Regions from separate parts of the Homo sapiens genome. Here region 1 is linked to region 2. The links are chromatin loops, found by intact Hi-C in ENCODE. Cell type or tissue: heart left ventricle. All regions are shown on one strand. Each heading gives the region's core, and the rest is flanking DNA. Links, peaks and the distances in the headings are about the cores only. Region 1 overlaps ZMYM4 (zinc finger MYM-type containing 4). Region 2 has its middle 17 kb from the start of SFPQ.

Region 1 (5,388 bases), core at 198-5,197, 220 kb before region 2:
TGTTTTTGTTGTTTTTGCTTGTATTTCTCACAATTTTCTCATAACTGTTTCCTTTAAGGACTCAGTACCTGGGAAAAATAAATTTGTAATTAAAAAATACATTTTTCTTTAATCAAAAATGAGAATTATATAAATCACAGTACTCTTTTCACCCTTGCTAGAATCCAGGATTTCAACATACACCATTTCTGATCTTTTTCTATTTGAGTGGTCTTATTGTGCATGTAAGTTTTTTAAAAAGCTACATCATAACCTTTTCTGAGAAGGAAGGGTACAAATAAAAGCAGTCATTTATATAATCCATGTTAAGTAATAATGGGAATATGATAACAGCCAATCAGAAGCAGGTATATTTTACTAACAAATGAAAACTTTCTTCACAGAACTATACAGTTTTAATTGAGGAAAATGCATGCTATATTAGCTTTAATCTCTAAATGATTACTCACTGGAACTGGAATTCCAAATGGGACTGGAGCATATTGAGTATAAAGGTGAAGAGGTATGGGAACAAACACTGGTACGGGAACTGGCACCACAATAATCTGGGGCTGACTTGGAGTGTCTTCTAACAGTAACAACAACAAAATCACAAAAAGCAAAGAGGGTTAGAAATGCTTTCATAAGATTTCAAAATAAAAAAGCTTATGGAGGTTTATAGTTCAAAATAAGAGTAACCTATGACACTACAGGACTTCTTACAAAGGAGAAATAACTAAAGTAGCCAAAAAAATAAATCTTGAGTATAGCACTGACAAAAAGTGGGTAACAAATATCAGTGATGTGAGGAGAAAATGAATGCAGGATATAATTTAGATGGATAAATTGAAAGGATTGAAACAGGGAACCTAGAAGACAGGCATGGAAAACCACTTGCTAAAGAGGAGGCTGAATAGGGAGGGGCCATTTCCATCATGCTATAATGCACATTTCAAAATCATTTGTAGCTACTGAAGATTTTTTTAACACAAAGTAGTGATGAAAATGACATCAAAAAAGATTAATTTGGCAACAATTTCAGCACTGAATAAAAAATATATCAACTGTTAAAATAGGAGGCAATTATAATATGTAGAGCTAAGATGATGGGAGACTACTCTAGGTTATGATACCTACAAAAAAGAATAAATATATATAGCAGATGTTCTAAGTATTAAAAGGATGAAACAGAACTTGGAAAAAAACTTGGAGAAAGTAGCAAGATGGATGATTTATTCCATTATTTAACCAGACGGTCCCCAACTTAACGATGGTTCAATACAGGATTTTCCAACTTTATGATGGTGCAAAAACAAGTATATACCATACTTCTGTATAGCACTGAATGAATTACATGGTATTCAAAACTTTATTATAAAATAAACTTTGTGTTAGATGACTTTGCCCAACTGTAGGCTAATGTAAATGTTCTGGGCATGTTTAAAATAGCCTAGGCCCAGTTATGATGATGTTCTGGAGGTTGGGCATATTAAATGCATTTCTGACTCATGATTTTTTTAACATATGATGGGTACAACATTATAAGTCAAGGAGCATATAGAGTCCTTTCTATGTGTCAGAGAATATGCTAGATAAGTGTAAAATCATTAATCTAGGAGAAAGGTAATACTAGGGACAGAAAGAGAAGAGCTAACAATTTGACTAGAGTTAGAAGTGGGAAAATAATATGGCATAAATTTTTTTTTTTAACAGATGGGGGTCCCACCATGTTGCCCAGGCTGGTCTTGAACTCCTGGGCTCAAGTGATCCTCCCGCCTCAGCTGTCCAAAGTGCTGGGAGTATAGGCATGAGGCACCACATTTGGCCAACAAACTTTACATAATACAGCGGACATTAAAAAATTGTTACTTGATTTAGAAACATCTGATAACCAAACTACATAATACTAAATAAACTGCTATTGATTAAAAAAAAAAAAAAAGAACTAAATCATTTAGAGCCTTGCTATTTTGGTGTGGTCCATGAACCAGAAGCACTGACTTTACCTGGGAGCTTATAAGAAATGCAAAATCTCAGGCCTCACTGAATAAGAATCTACTTAGTAAAATTCCTGGATAATTCATGTGCATATTAATCTTTGAGAAGCAATGGCTGACAGGATAGCCTTGCAGCTCTAGAAATCAAGAATTTCCTTCTAGTTTAAAAATTCTGGGACTTTTAAAAATTTTTTAGTAGAGATGGTCTCGCTATGTTGCCCGTGCTGGTCTTGAACTCTTGGGCTCAAGTGATCCTCCTGCCTCAGCCTCCCAAACTGCTGGGATTACAGGTGTGAGCCACTGCAATCGGCCAAAATTCTAGGACTTTTGGATGGCAGCATGAGGAGCTACAAAGATCTATTCCTTAGTGAAACAAGCAAAGAAAGTGAAACTATTTAAAAACAGCCATTTAAATTCTTGGGAAATTGTCCTAAAGGCATATACCAAATGAAGAAACATTTATTCAAGACAATCTGTTCAAATTTGGTAAGAACAGTGAAAGTCTGTGACATTTCAGCCATCACAGGCTTTATCCCCCCAGCTCAATTCAGCTCAGCTTGACAGAAACTCCACTATGGGTAGCTGTGGCCAATAAAAATGGGCTTCTCTCCACTCAGCTCCCAATCAAGTGTTACTGTATCTCATCAAGAAAGGGAGGCCACAAGCATTTCTCATCCGCTCCAACTGAAAGCTGAAGAGGCTAAATTCCTGGTGAGTACGGGCAAGAGGTCAGGGGCTTCCCTTCACCCAGTTTCCATCCACTGGATGGAGGCTCTACCCTAGGAAAAGCAGGCCAAGAACACTGGGATCCTGATCACCCTCACCCCAGCTCACTTGTAGGGCAGAAGTTCCATGCCAGGGGAGGCAAGCCAAGAAGGCCAGAGACTACTACCCTGCCCAGCATCCATAGAGGTGGCTCAGAGATTCTGCCTAGGGGGAGAGGCAGTTCATAAAAAAAAAAAAAAAAAAAAAAAAAAAAAAGAAAGCTCTGAAGCTCTCCTCAAAGGAACTGACTTCATTTGAAACAGTGTGGAGTAGCCAAGAGACTGTGGAGTAGTTCAAACCTAAGGTCACACTGGAAAACAATAGCACCTCCTTAGAAGCCTGTCCATGTAATTCCAAACCTTATGCTTATTCTATAATATTACATTGTCATTAATAAGAGAATTAAATGACTTGCTCACAGTATGGTATCACTGATTAACTTCCTTCTCTTTGACCCAACTTGTTAAGCCTCAGATGCGGAAAATACCTAACTCACGGGGATGCTGTGAGAACTAAATTGGGCAATGTATACAAACAACCAAACACATCACCTAGGAAATAGCAGGTACTCAATGTAAGTAGATCCTACATTTCTTTCCCTTAAAAAATTAATAAAGAAAGAAAGACCAAGGAACATACCTGTCTGGCATTCTTTGTTTTGGGTATGTGGTTTGCAAGAGGTGGCTTTAGTCTGTGTGATGGGTTTGCATAATAAAGCTTTGTTCTTCAAAAGCCTTGGAGGTTGGGAAGGTGGCAGTTTCAGGGCATCTGTTTGAGTACTTGCCTAGTAAAAAAACAAATTAGAAACCAAAAACATTTTTAAAAATCTCATTGTAATTATAAGAAATATTATAATATTAAAGGAAATGTCATATTGGAATTACATGGAGGACATAGCAAGTAAATATTCAACCAAATGTATAAGAAATACAATACTCCTAAAATATTAATAGTAATCAAGGAATGTTTTAATAACTATATATTACTCTGCATGTCTCTAATCACAATTTCTATTTACCAAGAAAAATGCTATTTCTATTGTAACACACTGCTGATCAATAACAATGCTGGCTAAGTTTAAAATGAGAATTCTTACTTCCTGATTAAGACACAGAGGACTTGAGAGATTCAAGATAACTAGGAATAACAGAATCACTTATGATCATTTAAGTAACTTGAATAAAGACAACGTGAAAGTTATCCCAGAAACCTGGAGAAACACCTTAGAAATGCCACTGTTCCAGTCAGAAGTTTTTCTCATTATTTATTTTCTTCTTTTAAGAGACAAAGCAGAAAATATTAATGGGTTAAAAAAAGAATTTTTTTTTACAGTATAATCTGTAATGGGTCAGAGGGAGGATAAGCTACATTGTATAAACATTTTATTTATAATCTGAGTACATCACAAAACATCCAAAAGTCTTTCAGGCCTAAATCCTGTACAATTTACTTCAATTTTGTGTAATTAAAGAAAAACTTTCAGTAACTACATAGCCAGCATTCAAAGATATTAAAGTACATAAAAGACCTATTTAAATAGCCAGAAAATCCTATTCCTGAACAAAGATTAAATGAGCTAATGAAATCTATTTCATATAATAAAGAAGGAGGGCAAATTAGTTCACACATATTTATACTGTATGAAAATGAAAAATAAATACAGTGACAATACCAATAAAAGTAATAAAACTTACATCACCGATGATTTTCGCTGTTACTGTTGGAACTGCACCTTGATATAAATTAAAACATAAATTTAGGATCTTTACAATTATTTTAACATTAGCATTAAAAGCTGATTATCAGTACATAAACACAAACCCTCATACTAAGAACATGTGTTTTTTTAATTCAACGGAAGAAACTAGCAATTCTAAAGTATGAGATATGAAACTTGTGCAGCAAGCCACTATTCCTAATATTGAATGTGTCAAATGTATGAAAATAATCCCTGATGAAAGGAAGTTAGGGGACCACTGCATTCAACCTAAATAGGCTAGATAAATGCTTTCCAATCAAGCCATACCTTGTAAGACACTGTTAGAATTCACTGTAGGCTGAGCAGCAGGGGCACTTGCCAATGATACTACATTGGCTATAACTGGAGTCGAATCTTTTCTCAGAGATGGGGGTCCTGCTGAAGCAGCTTGAACCATGGAAATATTTGCTGATTAAAATAAACAAAAATAAGGAAACCTCACGTGATTTATATGTACTTACACAGAAACCATTTCAAGGAAGTTAAACAATGTTTTCAGGTTTGAGTAATTTCTGTTGGAGCAAAAAGTCACTTTAGGATTAACTGGGTTTTGGTTTTCTTCTTTTTTTTTTTCTTTTTGAGACAGAGTCTCACTCTGCTGCCCAGGCTGGAGTGCAGTGGCACGATATCAGCTCACAGCGACCTCCACCTCCCGGGTTCAAGCGATTCCCCTGCCTCAGCCTCCCAAGTAGCTGGGACTACAGGTGCGCAGCACCACACCCAGCTAATTTTTTGTATTTTAGTAGAGACGGGGTTTCACCATGTTGGCCAGGATGGTCTCAAACTCCTGACCTCGTGATCCGCCTGCCTCAGCCTCCCAAAGTGCTGAGATTACAGGCATGAGCCACCATACCCTGGTTTTCTACTTTTTAATTAGTAAAACTTGAA
Region 2 (5,321 bases), core at 1-5,000:
GTCAAACTTGTGCTCAGACTGGTGAAACTGAGAGTCAGGCTTTTACATTTTAAAGAAAATACAGTTTTCATTCTAATTCAGGTGTCTACTTATTTTATGTAAGAATAATTTTAGATTTCCCCCCCACCATGAAGTTTCTTCCTATTTTTTTATGCTGTAACTTACCCCCAATCTTTATCTCTGGATTTTTACTCTTTAAATTTTGAAGTTGACTAGCATTTTCAAACCTTTATTTTATACCCTTGTCTTTTATATTAACTTTTTCTTATTATTCTTTAGGTAAGAATGATTGATGTTGGCTGATATTGGAGTGCTCATTCACATGAAGTAAGTTTCCTTTAGAAATCTTAACCCCTACAGGCTTTTGAGTTTGATTTAAATAATTTCATTTAGATATGTGGAGTGAAACTTCGATATTTGAGATGTTTACCGTTTCTAAGATAATATCCCTTTATTTTTGTTTGGAAATTAGGGATGTATGTGAGAAAGCAAGTGAGAGGCATTATAAAAATGTCAAACAATAGAATTTTTAAAAAGTGGATGGTTATATAACGGTCATAGAAGAACAGAAAAGAAAACTTGACTTAAGGGGAATAGGCCATATTGTCAATATTCAATTCAATTTTAGACTCCATCTAAAACTCCATGATTCTTTTTTTACTTAAGAAAATGTAGGAGAAGGTCAGGCATGGTGGCTTTACACCTATATTCCTAGCACTTTGGGAGGCAGAAGTGGGAGGATTGCTTGAGCCCAGCCTGGGCAAAATAGTGAGACCATGTCTCTACAGAAAAAAATATAGCCAGGTGTGGTGGTGTGTGCCTGTGGTCCCAGCTCCCTTGGAGGCTGAGGTGGGAGGGATCGCTTGATCCTGGGAGGTTGAGGCTGCAGTGAGCAAGTTAACATTTTTTGTTACAGGTGGATAGATACTTCTCAAGACATCACACAGCGTGAGTCAATCAAGGAGGGAAGCCACAAGCAGACTGACAACGTTTCTAGGTAAGTTAAATGATTCTTAGTCTGTTAAACTGTCTTCAGAAAGGCCCTTGGGTGGTACAAAAATAACAATACTAATGTGGGAACCATTAATTTTTTATTTTTTGAGATGGAGTTTCGCTCCTTTTGCCCAGGCTGTAGTGCACTGGCATGATTTTGACTCACTGCAACCTCCACCTCCTGGGTTCAAGCGATTCTCCTGCCTCAGCCTTCCAAGTAGCTGGGATTACAGGCATGTTCTGCCACGCCCGGCTCATTTTGTATTTTTAGTAGAGACAGGGTTTGACCATGTTGGTCAGGCTGGTCTCAAACTCCTGACCTCAGGTGATCTGTCCACCTTGGCCTCCCAAAGTGCTGGGATTACAGGCTTGAGCCACTCCGCCCTGCCTGTTAATTACAATTAATGCCATGTTCTTTCATTCATTAAAAGATTTTTTTTTTTTTTTTTGAGACGGAGTCTTGCTCTGTCGCCCAGGCTGGAGCAGTGGTGCACAGTCTTGGCTCACCGCAAGCTCCGCCTCCTGGGTTCACGCCATTCTCCTGCCTCAGCCTCCCGAGTAGCTGGGACTGCAGGCGCCCGCCACACACGCCTGGCTAATTTTTTTTTGTATTTTTTAGTAGAGACAGAGTTTCACCATGTTAGCCAGGGTGGTCTTGATCTCCTGACCCTGTGATCCGCCCTCCTTGGCCTCCCAAAGTGCTGGGATTGCAGGCGTGAGCCACTGCGCCAGGCCGATTAATAAGATTTCTTTGGTATTAGTTCACTTGACAGTTATATAATGTTATGTTTGAGAATTTGGTAACTCTGATTCTTGTATCCTTTGGAGTAATCATACCCTTTAATTAGCAGGATCAGGTGAGCTGTGTCCAGAAAACCAACGAGAAGGAGTGGAAGGAGGAATGAACGTTTCATTCTCGTTAATAAAGGCATTATCCTAATTATCCTTTGGTTTTGTTTTTGTTTTTTTAGTACTCGTTTATTTTCTAGAATTTACCTGACTTCAACGTATTCAAAGTGACATTAAAAAAAAAAAAAGATGGTCTGTATTACAGACACAGAACCAGATTAAGTATAATTCAGGATCCTATTGTGACTTGGCAGTGCTGCTTTCAGTCTCAGTTACTGATCAATTTTTATGGTCCATTTTAGATATTTGCCTTCACTGTAATTTTTATTTCTAAAATTAGCATGTTATTTAGCAATTACTACCTACATCTTGATTGGATTTCAGACATAGCATTTTGTATTTCCAACTTCTGTATGTACGAATTATAAGATGATGTTTATGAGATAGTCACACATCGCTTCACAAGTAAGTATAGTCAAATAACAATATAGTAATATCCCCTTATCTGCAACCATGGTTAACCACAATCTCAGAGTTATTAATTTTTAAATTGTGTGCTTTTCTGAGAGGCATCCTGTCCTTCCCACCTTGGGCAGAATACTGATGGGAATGTTGGATACAGCATATACATGCTGTATATGCTATTTGCCATCCAAAAAGGCCATGTAGGCTAGGCTAGGCTTTGGTACCATTTGTGATTTTGGGCATCCACTGTGGGGGGGTCTTGGAATGTTATCTCCTCACAGACAAGGGAGGACTCTACTGTGTTTTTGATTGGTCTGAGTAATAACGAAGGGCTGTCAATTTCTCAAAGTCAAATAAAATTTGATAATGGAGTGTGAAATGGGTAATTTTTGAGAATATCTAAATGTAAGGAAAAATCTGGAACTGACTTAAAAGCTGTTAGTAAAAATTGTACACAAATTATCTGTCCCCTTCACTCTTGGAGCCCTTATACTAAAACTTGCCAAGCTGTTAGTCTCGCACACTAATTATTATTATTACTATTTTTTGAGACTGAGTCTCTGTTGCCCAGACTGGAGCGTGGTGGCACCATCTCAAAACGTTCAATGCCACCTAGGTTTCACCACGTTGGCCAGGCTGGTTTCAAACTCCTGACCTCAGGTGAACTGCCCACCTCGGCCTCCCAAAAGTGCTGGGATTACAGGTGTGAGCCACCACGCCCGGCCTCACACAAACATTCCAGTTTTACAGTATGTTCTGCCAAAGCAAGCGCTCACTAAAGCATTGGTTCAGGACGAGATCTGAGGCTCATGCTTAAAGGTAATTTGTGTTGCTGTGTTTGCCTGTGGACTTTAATTTGGGGCCTCATTACTAATATTGCAGGATTTCAGGAAGTTAATTATTTTGCTTCAATTGAGCAGAAAAAAATTCAGGTTTGCTTGAGATTATTTGAAATAGCCACAAAGAAAGAGTTGAGGTACATCATCTACTCATCCCGTGAAATATTTTTTCTTTTTTTTTTTGAGGTGGAGTCTCGCTCTGTCGCCCAGGCTAGAGTGCAGTGGTGCATTCTCGGCTCACTGCAAGCTCTTCCTCGGGTTCATGGCATTCTCCTGCCTCAGCCTCCCGAGTAGCTGGGACTACAGGCACCTGCCAGCACACCCGGCTAGTTTTTTTGTATTTTTAGTAGAGACTAAAAATGTTAGCCAGGATGGTGTCGATCTCTTGACATTGTGATCCACCCGCCTCGCCCTCCCAAAGTGCTGGGATTACAGATGTGAGCCACCGCACCGGCCAATATGAAATTTGTATTGAGAAGTTGTGTACAGTTACTCCCAGGAATGAGACCAAGATCTGGTCAATTTTTTTCATACTGTGTTTTTTAAATAATCAGGTCAGCTTACACCCAAATCAAGAATCTTCTTGGAGTCATTGTTTGGCTCAATTCTGTTAATACTTGGTTTTCCCTCTTGTGGATCTGAAGCCTTGTGGTTCTCAAGGCAAAACCAATATAAAGTATATTATAGTGGTTAGGGGTATGTGAGGTCATTATTTCTGCAATTTGCCTGGCTGCGTTATCTTGTAAGTTTGTTTAGTTGTAGTTTGCTCATCTGCAAAACACCTTTTTCATAGGGTCATTGAGATAGAAAGTGATGCAAAAACATTTAGCAGTGCCTAAAGATGCAAAAGGAGCACATGGTATTTTCAAGTCTCTACCAGTGATAAGGTTCACAGGCAAAAACGATATTTCCCTTAGTATACCATGTAATCAGAAGAGCCTGATTAGCAGTTTTTTGATAGCAGGGAGAAAATTTAACTTGCAGATCATGTAGTCCATAGGGAACAATTAGAAAGAGCCTAAGTACTGAAAGGGATGGAAGTCCCAAGGAGAGGCCATCTGTTGCCAGTGTACTTAACCTCAAATGATAAGTAGAATTAAGTACAAGAATTGCTGCATAGCAGAGTTGTTGATTAGTTGGTATGTTAAGTACTTGACACAATACCTGACTCAGGTGTTCTAAAACAATAAGGGTGGAGAAGCCTAGAACTTAAACATGGCAAAGTCCACATTTTAACAAAATAGTGGGCACATAATGTTTTGTATCTAAAACAGGTTTAGTTCTAAACAGACTTGAAGAAACAGCACTATTGAAATAACTAAAGGATTCAGAGGTAAAGAAATTGTGGAAAGAATACACATAATTGGGGAAATATTCCATAATAACATTGTTAACATGGTAATACTTCACTAGGCTGCAGATTCAGCATAATCCTAGCCAATTTCTTGAAATTGATAAACTGATTGTGAAATTCACATAGAATATTGTAAGAGACCCAGAATAGCCAAAACAATCTTGGAAACAAATCTTGAACAAAGTCGAATTCACACTTCTGATTTCAAAACTTACTACAAAGCAATGGTAATCAAGGCTGTTGTACTAGCACAAGCATAGATGTAGAGTAATAGAATTGAGAGTCCAGAAATAAACACTCACGCATATGGCCAGCTGATTTTCAACAAGGGTACCAAAATCATCCGATAGAGAAATAATGGTGTTTTCAACAAGTGGTGCTGGGAAACTAGGTAGCCACATGTAAAAAAAGTTAGACCACACCTCACACCATATACAAAAATTAAAAAATGGATTGAAGCCCTAAATATGAGAACAAAAACTAAATATTTGCAAATCGTGCAGCTGATAAGGGATTTGTATGTAGAATATATAAAGAATTCTTAGGACTGGCTGGGCATGGTGGCTCATACCTATAATCCTAGCTGAGGCAGGAGGATCTCTTGAGGCCAGGAATTCAAGACCATCCTGCACAGCATGGCAAGACCCTGACTCTATAAAAAATTTAAAAATAAGGTGGGTGTGGTGGCACCTGCCTGTATTCCCAGCTATTCAGGAGGCTGAGGTGGGAGGATCACTTGAGCCCAGAAGGCTGAGGCTGCAGTGAGCTGTAATGGCACCACTGCACTCCAGCCTGGGTGACAGAGCAAGACCCTGTCTCAA

What was found. Hi-C counts contacts between places; a loop is a spot of excess contacts. Peaks named below come from ENCODE experiments on the same cell type or tissue, not always from the same donor. Only the 100,000 strongest peaks of a DNase experiment are listed, where the experiment ranks them.
Region 1: it touches region 2 in a loop (2.3-fold over the local background); 1 of 110 quality-filtered maps calls a loop at or near these places.

Annotation. Positions count from the first base shown.
Region 1 is chr1:35,391,732-35,397,119 of GRCh38, reverse strand. ZMYM4 (zinc finger MYM-type containing 4) reads right to left here. Exons shown (of 30, transcript NM_005095.3): 16 at 4,768-4,908; 17 at 4,436-4,473; 18 at 3,381-3,525; 19 at 450-568. Among named protein-coding and RNA genes, the nearest start is that of ZMYM4-AS1, 28 kb to the right of the region's middle. In heart left ventricle, for the core only: no CTCF peak of the experiment used is centred there; no DNase peak of the experiment used is centred there.
Region 2 is chr1:35,172,995-35,178,315 of GRCh38, reverse strand. It overlaps a transcript of SFPQ not described here. Among named protein-coding and RNA genes, the nearest start is that of SFPQ, 17 kb to the left of the region's middle. In heart left ventricle, for the core only: no CTCF peak of the experiment used is centred there; a DNase peak (open chromatin) is centred at 2,985.